Regions from separate parts of the Homo sapiens genome. Here region 1 is linked to region 2. Evidence: read pairs that join two places in POLR2A ChIA-PET (ENCODE). Cell type or tissue: PC-9. All regions are shown on one strand. Links, peaks and the distances in the headings refer to the core of each region. The heading gives the core; the rest is flanking DNA.

The links. Peaks named below come from ENCODE experiments on the same cell type or tissue, not always from the same donor. Only the 100,000 strongest peaks of a DNase experiment are listed, where the experiment ranks them.
Region 1: POLR2A ChIA-PET joins it to region 2 with 14 read pairs; 6 of 35 experiments call an interaction of 5 or more read pairs at or near these places.

The regions. Positions count from the first base shown.
Region 1 is chr2:231,478,779-231,484,139 of GRCh38, reverse strand. It overlaps LOC107985998 (a long non-coding RNA gene), which reads left to right. Exons shown (of 2, transcript XR_001739927.3): 1 at 1-1,456; 2 at 5,007-5,361. Among named protein-coding and RNA genes, the nearest start is that of NCL, 17 kb to the right of the region's middle. RefSeq lists a silencer at 977-1,306 and enhancers at 2,007-2,146, 2,530-3,040, 3,041-3,553. In PC-9, for the core only: CTCF peaks have their summits at 1,032 and 1,236 (motif pointing left); no DNase peak of the experiment used is centred there; H3K4me3 peaks cover 355 bases.
Region 2 is chr2:231,671,430-231,676,790 of GRCh38, reverse strand. No RefSeq gene overlaps it. Among named protein-coding and RNA genes, the nearest start is that of PTMA, 34 kb to the left of the region's middle. RefSeq lists enhancers at 1,470-1,719, 1,639-1,933, 3,223-3,945, 3,932-3,981, 4,482-4,531 and 2 more. In PC-9, for the core only: CTCF peaks have their summits at 1,577, 1,782 (motif pointing right) and 3,680 (motif pointing left); DNase peaks (open chromatin) are centred at 1,660, 2,640, 3,200 and 3,730; H3K4me3 peaks cover 900 bases; H3K27ac peaks cover 1,813 bases.

The DNA.
Region 1 (5,361 bases), core at 152-5,151, 190 kb after region 2:
CCGCGGGCCCCCACGTCCAGACCGCAGGAAGGGACACTGGGAGGGCGGGAACCTGCGCACCCGCTGAAAAGACACAGCCTGGGAAACCGCACCCCAGAGGCAGCCTCCGCGGCCAGCCCAGGGGCAGAGGGGCTCCGGGTCTCAGCGTCTGCGGGTGGCAGGTGGCGTCAGGTCTGCACGACGGATGCTGGGAGGCCTGCAGACGCCCCGAGGAGCCACGGCTTCCTGAGCACACTCGAGAGGCCCGCGCCCCGGGCAAACTGCATGGACTGTGCTCTGCAGGCGCCGCGGCCTTTCCCCGTTCGCTCTCGAGGCCCCTGCGGCCCCCGTCCTACCCTGCCCCAGCTCCTCCAGCAAAGGTCCCCGAACCCGAGGCTTCTGTGCCGCCTTGACAATGGCAGCCCCCTCCTCTGCCACCGCGGGGAAGTCCCGGAACTCCTAGACTTTGTTCTCTTCTTTTCCCGCCGGGGCTGCTAGGGAAGCACTCTTAGGGCCGGCCTCCAGCCTTGGGTTCCCGCCCGGGCCTCGCCGCGCGCCTTCCGCTCTCCACGGGGCCTGCAGCCCGGGACCTGCTGCCCGCCACCCGCTACCCAGGGCTTCCTGCCGGCCGCCAGCGCCACCTGACCCTCCGACGAGAGCCCAGCACTGCCCAACCCAGGCCTTCTGTAGGGTCCCCTCCTCTCCACGTATGGCCCCATTATCCCCACGTGGTCCCCCTCCTCCCCATGGCTGCCCCATGCCCATGTAGGGTCCCCGTTTTCCTTGCGTGGGTTCTTCGTCCTCCCCATGTGGGGTCCCGGCCCTCTCCAGGCTTCTGGAAGGCCGGTGAGCTGGAGACAAGCATGGTCAGGGAGCCCCGGGAAGGCTGAGCAACGGCAGGAAAGGGACGGGCTCAGCGCATTTCTGGGAAGTAAAGTGGCGGGATCCCGAGGCAGCAGGAGTCCTGGCACCCAGGACCACAGTTTGAGAGGCCTGGCGCAAAATGAAAATGCAGGGCTCCTGCTCAGCAGTAACTCAGACGTCAAGATGGCGACAGCAGAGCTTCCACCCAAGCCCGGAGCCCCGCCAGGTGCAGGCCGCACACCCGCGAACCCGCCCTGCTGCATCTGCGAGTGGGGCGCCCAGGGAGGCGAGGGGCTCTGGGGGCTGCCTGGAGAGGCCTGACCCCTTCCTTTCCCGGAGGCCGCTCCCGAGCTATGCCAAACCCGGGCTGCCGCGGCGCTGCCACCTGCTGGCCACCTCGGGCCCCTGCCGCGTCCCTCGGAGAGAAGGACCTTGTGTGGAGTGGGCAAGCGGCTTGGTGGCCCGGACCTCACCTTCACAGAAGAGAAGCTAGCCGGGGAGGGAGTTCACATCGGCTACAGCACCCCAGTGACGGTGGCAGCACGTTACTGTCGCTCTTGAACTGTCCTGTGCCTTACATCAGTAAGGTAGAGATGATGACCCCCCACTACAGGTAAGGAATTAAGAATTGGAGTTTTCTGGCCGGGTGCGGTGGCTCACGCCAGTAATCCCAGCACTCTGGGAGGCTGAGGAGGGTGGATCACCTGAGGTCAGGAGTTCGAGACCAGCCTGGCTAACATGGTGAAAGCCCGACTCTACTAAAAACAAAACAAAAATTAGCCAGGCGTGATGGCGGGCACCTGTAATCCCAGCTACTCAGGAGGCTGAGGCAGGAGAATTGCTTGAACTCGGGAGGCAGAGGTTGCAGTGAGCCGAGATCTCACTGCACTCCAGCCTGGGTGACAGAGTGAGACTCTGTCTTAAAAAAAAAAAATTGGAGTTTTCTGGCTGCCAGAGGCAACGGAGCGGCCTCCCATGACCCTTCTCTGTTCTCCATTTCTCCCCTGATCATTCTCTGGGTACCCGTCTCCCCCGCCACAAACCCCAGTGCTGACTCCCTGGGCTGGGGTGGGGCAGGTGGCCCAGGATCACACTGACATTACCATAACTACTACCTTGCCTGGGCACAGGGGTGAGGCTGTAATCCAGGGACAGTCTGGGGTACTCCTTTGTGGGAGATGGCTTCTGGGAAAGATGTTTTCTAGCTCCCTCTGGACTCTAAGATGTGTAGAGATGAGATTCATTGCTTGAACCACAGCAAGAGACATTCTGCCACCATGATGAAAGCTGGCCTGAGATGACGCTGACACAGAAGTGGAAAGAAAGACAGGAAGATGGCTGCAGGGTGACACCTGTGAGCTGCTGGATCAAGCCGGGCCTGCAGGGCTGAACTTTGCAGTGAATCCCCTGGACTGTTTAAGTCATGCTGACCAGCCACTTGTGATGAAAGGTGTCATAACTGACACTCTGCCCAAAGCCTCCCAAGTTAGACCCAGGACCGAAGACTTCAGAGGCCACAGTTTATCCCACGGATAATGTGCTGCTTGGAAGATTAATTACTGTCTGAGAAGAACAGCAGGGGAACAGGTGGAGAATAGGGCAGGGACTTGCCTTGGGTTCAGATGCAGCTCCATACAGAACAGTGACACGGGCAGTTTGTCTTCACCCCTCCCCTACACTGGGGTCCTTTGCCCACTTGCACCTACCTCCCCTAGCTCCAACCTTTCCCCTGCCTCTGTGTCATCCTCTCTCCACCTGAGGGAGGGAACGAGCTGTGTGTTCGTGGCAGCTTCTTCGTGAGACCAGCAGCTCTAAGCTGGGCGTTGAAGAGGTTGGTGAGTGAGCAGGGCGCGGTGGCTCACGCCTGTAATCCCAACACTTTGGGAGGCTGAGGTGGGCGGATCACTTGAGCTCAGGAGCTCACGAGCAGCCTGGCCAACATGGTGAAACTGTCTCTACTAAAAATACAAAAATTAGCCAGGTGTGGTGGCAGGCACCTATAACCCCAGCTACTTGGGAGTCTGAGGCAGAAGAATCACTTGAGCCCAGGAGGTGGAGGTTGCAGTGAGCTAAGATTCTGCCACTGCACTCCAGCCTGGGTGACAGAGGGAGACTCCGTCCCCTCCCCCCACCCATAAAAAAGGCTGGTGAGTGAAACTTGGGCCCCTGCAGGAAAAGCACTGTGGTCCCAGCTGGCTGATGGGTACAGGGACACAGCCCAACCATCAGATGCTGAGCCCCCTGCCCACTTGGAACCCAGCCCAAGAGCTTTTCTTCAGCCCTGGACCCCTGGCGCTGGTGAGCTCTGGTTTCTTCCTGACCTCCACTGGCCACCGGGCTGGAGATCCCCTGTGGGATCCCACCCCAGCCCTGGGGAGGGGCCAGAGGGAAGCTGGAGGCAGAGTGGGCAGCTGCTGAACTCTGAGCTGCCAGAGGTAGTGAACAGGGTTGTCAGACTGTTTCAACTCAAATTCCAACACAGACACAAAAAACCAACAACAATTATAATCCCCAATAAATAAATTTAACATTTCGATCTTTCCCTTTTGTTTTAGAGATAGGGTCTTGCCCTGTTGCCCAGGCTGGAGTGCAGTGGCACAATCACAGCTCACTGCAGCTTTGATCTCCTAGGCTCAAGAGATCTTCCCTGCTCAGCTCCTGAGTAGCTGGGACTATAGGCGTGCACCACCACACCCAGCTAATTTTTTTTAAAAATGTATTTGTAGAGACCAGGTCTTGCTTTGTTGGCCAGGCTGGTCTTGAACTCCTGGGCTCAAGTGATCTGCCCACCTCAGCTCCACAAAGTGATGCTATTACAGGTGTGATCCACTGCACTTGATCCAAAATGTTTAAATTACATAAATCACAAATGCAGGCCTGGCACAATGGCTCACACCTGTAATCCCAAGACTTTGGGAAGCTGAGGCAGGCGGATCACTTGAGGTCAGGAGTTGAAGACCAGCATGATGAAACCACATCTTTACTAAAAACACAAAAGTTAGGCCGGGTGCTATGGCTCATGCCTGTAATCCTAGCACTTTAGGAAGCCGAGGCAGCAGATCACATGAGGTCAGGAGTTCAGGACCAGCCTGGCCAACATAGTGAAACCCCATCTCTACTAAAAATACAAAAATTAGCCAGGTGTGGTGGCACATGCCTGTAGTCCCAGCTACTTGGGAGTCTGAGGTAGGAGAATTGCTTGAACCCAGGAGGTTACAGTGAGACGAGATAGCACTACTGTACTCCAGCCAGAGGGTGACTCTGTCTCCAAAAAAAAAAAAAAACAAACAAAAAAAAAACCAAAGGCAAACCCTAACCCTATTAAGAAGAAAATGAGTCTGTTTCATCTCCCCAGCCTCCTCACTGCCCCATCAATTTCCAGTTACATTTTGTCACACATTATATGGGAAATTTCCCAGTAATCCACATTATAGCCAAGAGTTTCAATTATGTTGCATGACCTCTTGATTTTATTATTATTTTGTGATTTTTTTTTTTTTTTGAGATGGACTCTCTCGCTCTGTCACCCAGGCAGAGTGCAGTGGCGCGATATCTACTCACTGCAGCCTCCCCCTCCCAAAGTGCTGGGATTACAAGCCTGAGCCACCATGCCTGGCCTATTACCTCATCTTTTAAAGCTCACGTCTTACTATCTAACCAAATCTGCTGTTACCATCAGTTTACTTACGCATCTTTTCACGGTGGTGATTGACACAGGAGGTAAAAGGGAATATTGAAGTGGATTTAACAATGTGCAATGGCGGGAGGTGTTTCCTCGGGGGAGCCTGCTGACTCCTGTAACAGGAGGATCTGAAGGGAGCTTTTTCTTTCTAGACTCCCCGTGTCCCCTGGGCAGTGGCCACAGCCACTTCATTTTTCCGAAGCTCACCCTCTAATCCAGCTTCCATGAAGCACCCAGAGGGATCTTCTCAAAATATTATATAAGATCGTGTCACTCTCTGGCCTAAAACTGTTCAGTGGCTTCCACTGGACTTCAGTCCCTCAAACCCCTACCTGCCTCTCCAGCCCCATTTGCCACCTCTTCCTATCCCGTGGATAAGATTGAGTTCCTTAGTCTTCAAGCCCCTCAGTCTCCCTTGAGGCTCCGAAGGTCCCAGTCCTCTCTCTCAGGCTGCCTACAGCGCTTTCCTCTCCCCTACCAGGCTGACAGATCCCACGGCCCTTCCAGGCCCACCTGAAATGGCATTTCCTCTACAAGCCTCTCCCTAATTCTCAAGTTCACTCCAGAAATGCTTGTGGAGCTCCTGCCCTGTGCCAGGCATCGGACTAGGCCCGAACCCTTCGTGGAGAGCATTGTAGATGCTGGTGATGGGGGCGGAGAGGTGGTGGGAGTCAAATACTCACACTCATGTTCTTAGAGGGAGAATTGAGACTTGGCGCTGGCCGTGAGTGTGGCTAGGTGAATCGGAAGATTTAAAAGACAGCCAGTGAGGCTGGAGGGCAGAGAGTCAGGGGGCAGTTGGGAGTGGCTGGAATTACCCTGGTAGTGCAAAGGTG
Region 2 (5,361 bases), core at 113-5,112:
AAAAAAAAAAAATATATATATATATATATATATAAATAAATAAATAAATAAAATGGAAGGACAGAAGACAGAAGGCAGGCGGGGCCCCAGAAGGTGGGTGGCAGCCACCTGAGGACAGAGTCTGCAGCCCAGGGGCCGGATCCCAGGGCTTAGGCCCTGCGTGTCTGTGGGACTGCAGGGATTTTCAGCTCCTGAGCCAGCTCCTCCTTTCTTCCCCTTCTCTCTGAGACCCCCTTTCATGTGCGTGTGTTTGTCTGTATTGTGTGTGCGTGTGTCTGTGTCTCTCTGTGTGTGTCGTGTGTGTGCTTGTCATTGTGAGCTGAACTGTGTGACCAAGAGGCCAGGTGTTCAACTGTGTCTGCACAGATGGTGGCAGCAGGTTTTGTCTTTGGAAGATGTATATGTGGGTGGAGCCGTGTGTGATTGAACCCACATTCATGGATGTGTTCCCTGCTTGTGCATGGCTGTCACCAGGAACCTGTCTGGGTCTGAGAATGCTGGAGCTCAGCCTGCCAGTAAGCCGAGAGTGGGCCACAACCTGTCACTGGAACTTTCTGGATCTTGGTTCACTCAATGGTGTCTAGGTGCCTGTGGTCTAGAAGGACCAGTACCCAAGCCCTGAGTCTTGTACACATCTTGCTGTTGGCAGGTATCAGGGCCCCTGGGTGCCTGTGTGTGCTGTTTTTGGGGGAAGCTGGGTCCTGCCTTCCTGTTTCTCATGTGTATGCATTCCCTGTGTTCCAGCTGCAATTGCGGAGCGCCTGCTGTGCATGCTTCTGGGGTAAGAAGGCGTTGCACATCCTCGTTGATGAGCATCTCACGAGTATACTCGTGGCTCTCTAGTTACTTGGCCAAGTCATCTTCCTGTGCACAGGCAGGCTTGCATAAGAGCAAAGAGCTAAAGGCCGGACATGGTGGCTCACGCCTGTAATCCCAGCACTTTGGGAGGCCGAGGCGGGCAGATCACGAGGTCAGGAGATCGAGACCATCGTGGCTAACACAGTGAAACCCCGTCTCTACTAAAAATAACAAAAAAATTAGCCAGGCACGGTGGCGGGTGCCTGTAGTCCCAGCTACTCGGGAGGCTGTGGCAGGAGAATGGCGTGAACCGGGGAGGCGGAGCTTGCAGTGAGCCAAGATTGCGCCACTGCACTCCAGCCTGGGCGACACAGCGAGACTCCATCTCAAAAAAAAAAAAAAGAGCAAAGAGCTGGGAGGCAGACATATTTGAGTTCAAGTTCAGGCTTTGTCTAGCTGTGTGATTCTAGACAAAGGATTTAACTTCAGCCTCAGTTTCCTCATCTGCTAAATGGGGAGAATCAGAGTGCCTAACTCCTAGGCTGTTGTGAGAAGTAAATGAGACGAGGGATGGAAAGCCTTGAGCATGGTGACAGGCACACAGAGGCATGTTATACATGATAGTGGTTACTGGTGCATTTCTGGCTTCGAGCTGGGCCTCTGGGCTGTTTCCTGTCCCCATATCTCTGTGTCCTGTGACCCATGACACATGGCAGAGTGTGTCATTCTAAACCCTGCCACAGCTTTAGAATGGCTGCAAGCAGTTCCCCCACAGCCTGCTAAGAATACTTTACAACACCTGGGCTGCAAAGCCGCTGGCTTCCTACAGACGCAAATCCACATACAGGTGGCCTGATTTTCCAAATCCCAAGTCAGAACACCTGGTCCGACCAGGGAGCTGTATTTATGGGGCGGAAGGGGCGAGCTGTTTGCAGTGAGTCTTTGCCGGACTCCCCCGTTTCTGGCCTTCGTGCATTTGGCCACCTGGGGGAGCCCCTGTGCCCTTCAGTCGGAGGGTAGAGGGGCCGTGTGGGAGGGGAGGGGTGCCAGGAGTCCAGAGGGGTTTGCAGGCTGACGGGGCATCCTTCTGGAGCCAGGCCAGGAGTTAACCCATCTGCTGCCAGCCCCCAGCCCTCACGTCCCAGGGCTCTGGGTGGAGATGCCCAGGGTGGGGTAAGGTCGAGGGGATTCGTCCTCCTTGAGACCAGTGGCAGCAGACAGAACACGGTGTTCCGTACAAATGGTCGAGGCCCTCAAAACGCGCCTGCCCCTTGCTTGGAAGAGTAATGCGCTGAGCTGTGTGGGAATGTGTGTGGCTGCTTGGGTCACTGGGACTCCCAGATCAGCCCAAATGCCTGAGGACTTATGAAGCCCTCTGCAAACCTCTCACTGTGGCTGAAAGCACTGGTGCCAGAGTCCATTGGGCAAATCTCAGCCCCCTGGGTGTGCAGCAGCTGCCTGGATGTGTGCCTCTAAGTCCTCACAGGACCCAGAGGCCAATTCCACGTTACCAACCTCACTTTATGCCTGAGGAAACCAAGGCCATCCAGCTGGTACACAGTGAGGCCTCTTTGCACCCAGGGTGCCCTATGCCAGCCTTTGTTCCCAGCCTCCCCACTTCCACTCTCAGAGGGAAGGCAGAAAGAAGGCCCAGGCAGAAAGAAGGGCCTGTGGTGAGGACAGGAGGGCAGAGAGGCAGGCCTGGAGAAACGGGCACCCATGGGGCGGAGAAGAGGAGGGCTCAAAAGACGTGGATGTGGAGCCAGGTAGGTGGGGTTGGCTGGACCAGACTCTGCAGAAGATCCTGGGAGCAGCCGCAGGAGGCCAGCTGCTGAGGAATGAGGAAGGGAGAAGGAGGGGCAGATGGGGTGTGGACATCTCTTTCAAGAAGGAGGCTGCGGGGCCGTGCTTGGTGGCTCACGCCTGTAATCCCAGCACTTTGGGAGGCCGAGGCGGGCGGATCACTTGAGGTCAGGAGTTTGGGACCAGCCTGGCCAACACAGTGAAACTCGGGAAACCCATCTCTACTAAAAATATCAAAAAATTAGCTGGGTGTGGTGGTGGGCGCCTGTAATCCCAGCTACTTGGAGGCTGAGGCAGGAGAATCGCTTCAATCCAGGAAGAGGAGGTTGCAGTGAGCCGAGATCTTGCCACCGCACTCCAGCCTAGGCAACAGAGCAAAACTCCATCTGGAAGGAGAAGGAAAAAATATATATATATATATATGGAGGCTGTGAAGTCAGGGAAGCAGGAGGGAGGTGGGCTAGAGTACCCTGTGTGAACACAAGACCGACCTGGAGGAAGCCAACAGGACGGACAAATACAGTCAAGGGCCAGCACTGTGGTGGAGCCTGGCTGGGAGGGGTCAGACACACCTCCGTTTCCTCACTGAGGACTGGGATTGGGAGCTGTTTGCCGGTGAGAGGCAGGAAGTGGGATGCCCTGGCGTGGGGGGCGGGCCCTCTTTTCCCTGGGGGATGGGAGGAGAAGGAGCCTAAGAGGATGGGTGGGGAAGGGGAGGGAGCAGGGATTCCCCAGTGGCCCAGGGTTGGGGGGCCTTGGAAGTGAGAGCTCTGTGGGGGCTTCAGTCCCCAGAGTCAGTGCCTCAGGAGGGGCCATGCCTTTCAGGGACCAGGTTCTGGGGTCCCAAGGATGGGCCGGACCTTCTAGACCCGGCCTCCCAGATCTGAGTCTCCTCCCCCAAACGCCTCCTTCCTCCGAGGCTCTGACCAAGCTCTTAGGGGAGATTTCAAGGACCCTCCAGAACCAGGGCTCACTGATTTGGTGGAAAACAAGGTCTGCCGTGAAATCAGAACGTCGGTCCCTGCCCAGGGCTTTCAGACCTCCCCCAGTATGGAAAGAGAAAGGGCTTTCAGACTGTCGGGTGGGGCCCGGGCTAGGGTGATTTTGGCGCCTCCAGCAGGCCGGAGGGAAGCAGCTTGCGGGTGGGCCCTCCCTCCAGATCTGCCCTCAGGCCAGGCCCCTCCCTTTCAGGCCTCCTGTTTCTCCTGTGCCTCTCCCTGAACATTCCCAGGTTCACCTGAGCCTCACTGTGTGCAGGGGGTGCTCTGGACCCATCTCATTCCATTCAGCCCTGAGCCAGGTGCCCCTGCCATGCACTCCTGGGGGAGCTGGGCCTGAGGGCGGCCCTGCCTGCTGATACTGGGAAGCCCCTCCCTGGCCCAGCCCTGGGACAGATGGCCCACTGCCCGCACTGTGTGCTCCTCAGTAAACCCCCGTGGGGGCCCCTCGTCTCCTCCTTGTGGCCTCCCCAGTCTCCCCGTCACATTCGGAGAAGCAGTGAGCTGAAAGAGACAACATCTGGGACTCCCCAGGGTCCCCGTGGCCCAGCTGTCTGCCACCCGCAGCCTCAGGGGACTGCTACCCACCCAGTGCTGGCGTCACCCTGCCCAGCATCCTTTGAGGCAGGGTCCCAAGCTTAGTTCCCTCCTGGCCCAGGATCTTTCAGGCAAGAAAGAGCTATGTGGATGGCCGGGTGCAGTGGCTCATGGCTGTAATCCCTGCACTTTAGGGGGCCTAGGTGGGTGGATCACCTGAGGTCAGGAGTTCAAGACCATCCTGGCCAACATGATTAAACCCCGTCTCTACTAAAAATACAAAAAATTAGCTGGGCAAAAAAAAAGAGCTATGTGGGCCTGGCTTACCACCCTGCAGTGGTCCCTGTTATGAAGGCGGGGGAGGGGTTCCCAGCCAGCTCCTCAAAGGTCTGCCCACATCAGCCCCTAGACACACAGGGCCACCTCAGCCCCAGACTGAAAGTCTGCCCTGAGCCTGGGGAAACAGACATCACTGATGGTCTGTGGGATGACTCCACTTGGGACAGGAGTGATTTCAGGAAAGGCAGAATGCTATGAATTCCCTCGGGCGGAGACCGAGGGCTCGCGGCTCCGAAGAGAAAGGGCCGTCTGCTCAGCTGGGTCCTGCCCCAGAGGTTAGCGCTGCTGTGCTCCATCAGGTGCCCAGCCCACTCCTCTCTTGAGGACACCCAGGGACCAGGCCATGCGCGCTCTTTTCGGCATCTGGGTGTGGCTGGCCCTTGTCAGGAGAGAAGGAACAAACAACTGAGTGATTTGCATACGGGGCCATGTTTGCATTTTGCACCCAGGCTCTGGTCCTGACCTCTGGTCCTGCCCACTCAGCTCAGCCGGCTCAGGTGGCTCACGCTCTCACAGGCAGAAAAATTACATGCTGGCTGGCAGAGCTGGGACTGAGCACTGGGGGCCGGCTGGCAGAGTGAACTGCCCCAGGCTCTCTAGCCAGTGAGCGCCGGTGGGCTCTGTCCTGGAACCCCAGGGCTCTTTCAGAGTACACAGCCTGCCTTGGACGGGACTGCAGGTGTGTTCCAGGGGGATCCCTGAGGCCTGGGGAGGTAGCCAGAGGGCTTAGCCTAGGAGGCAGTTCCTCAGACCAGCCACTGTTGCAAAGCCACACTTCCTGCAGGAAGGAGGGTGAGGTGGGCGCAGCCTCTGCTTGGAGTCAGCAGTGCAGGTCTGGGTGTGGGGCCAACTCTCCTTGGCACATCTGGGCAGGCGCTTTCTCAGG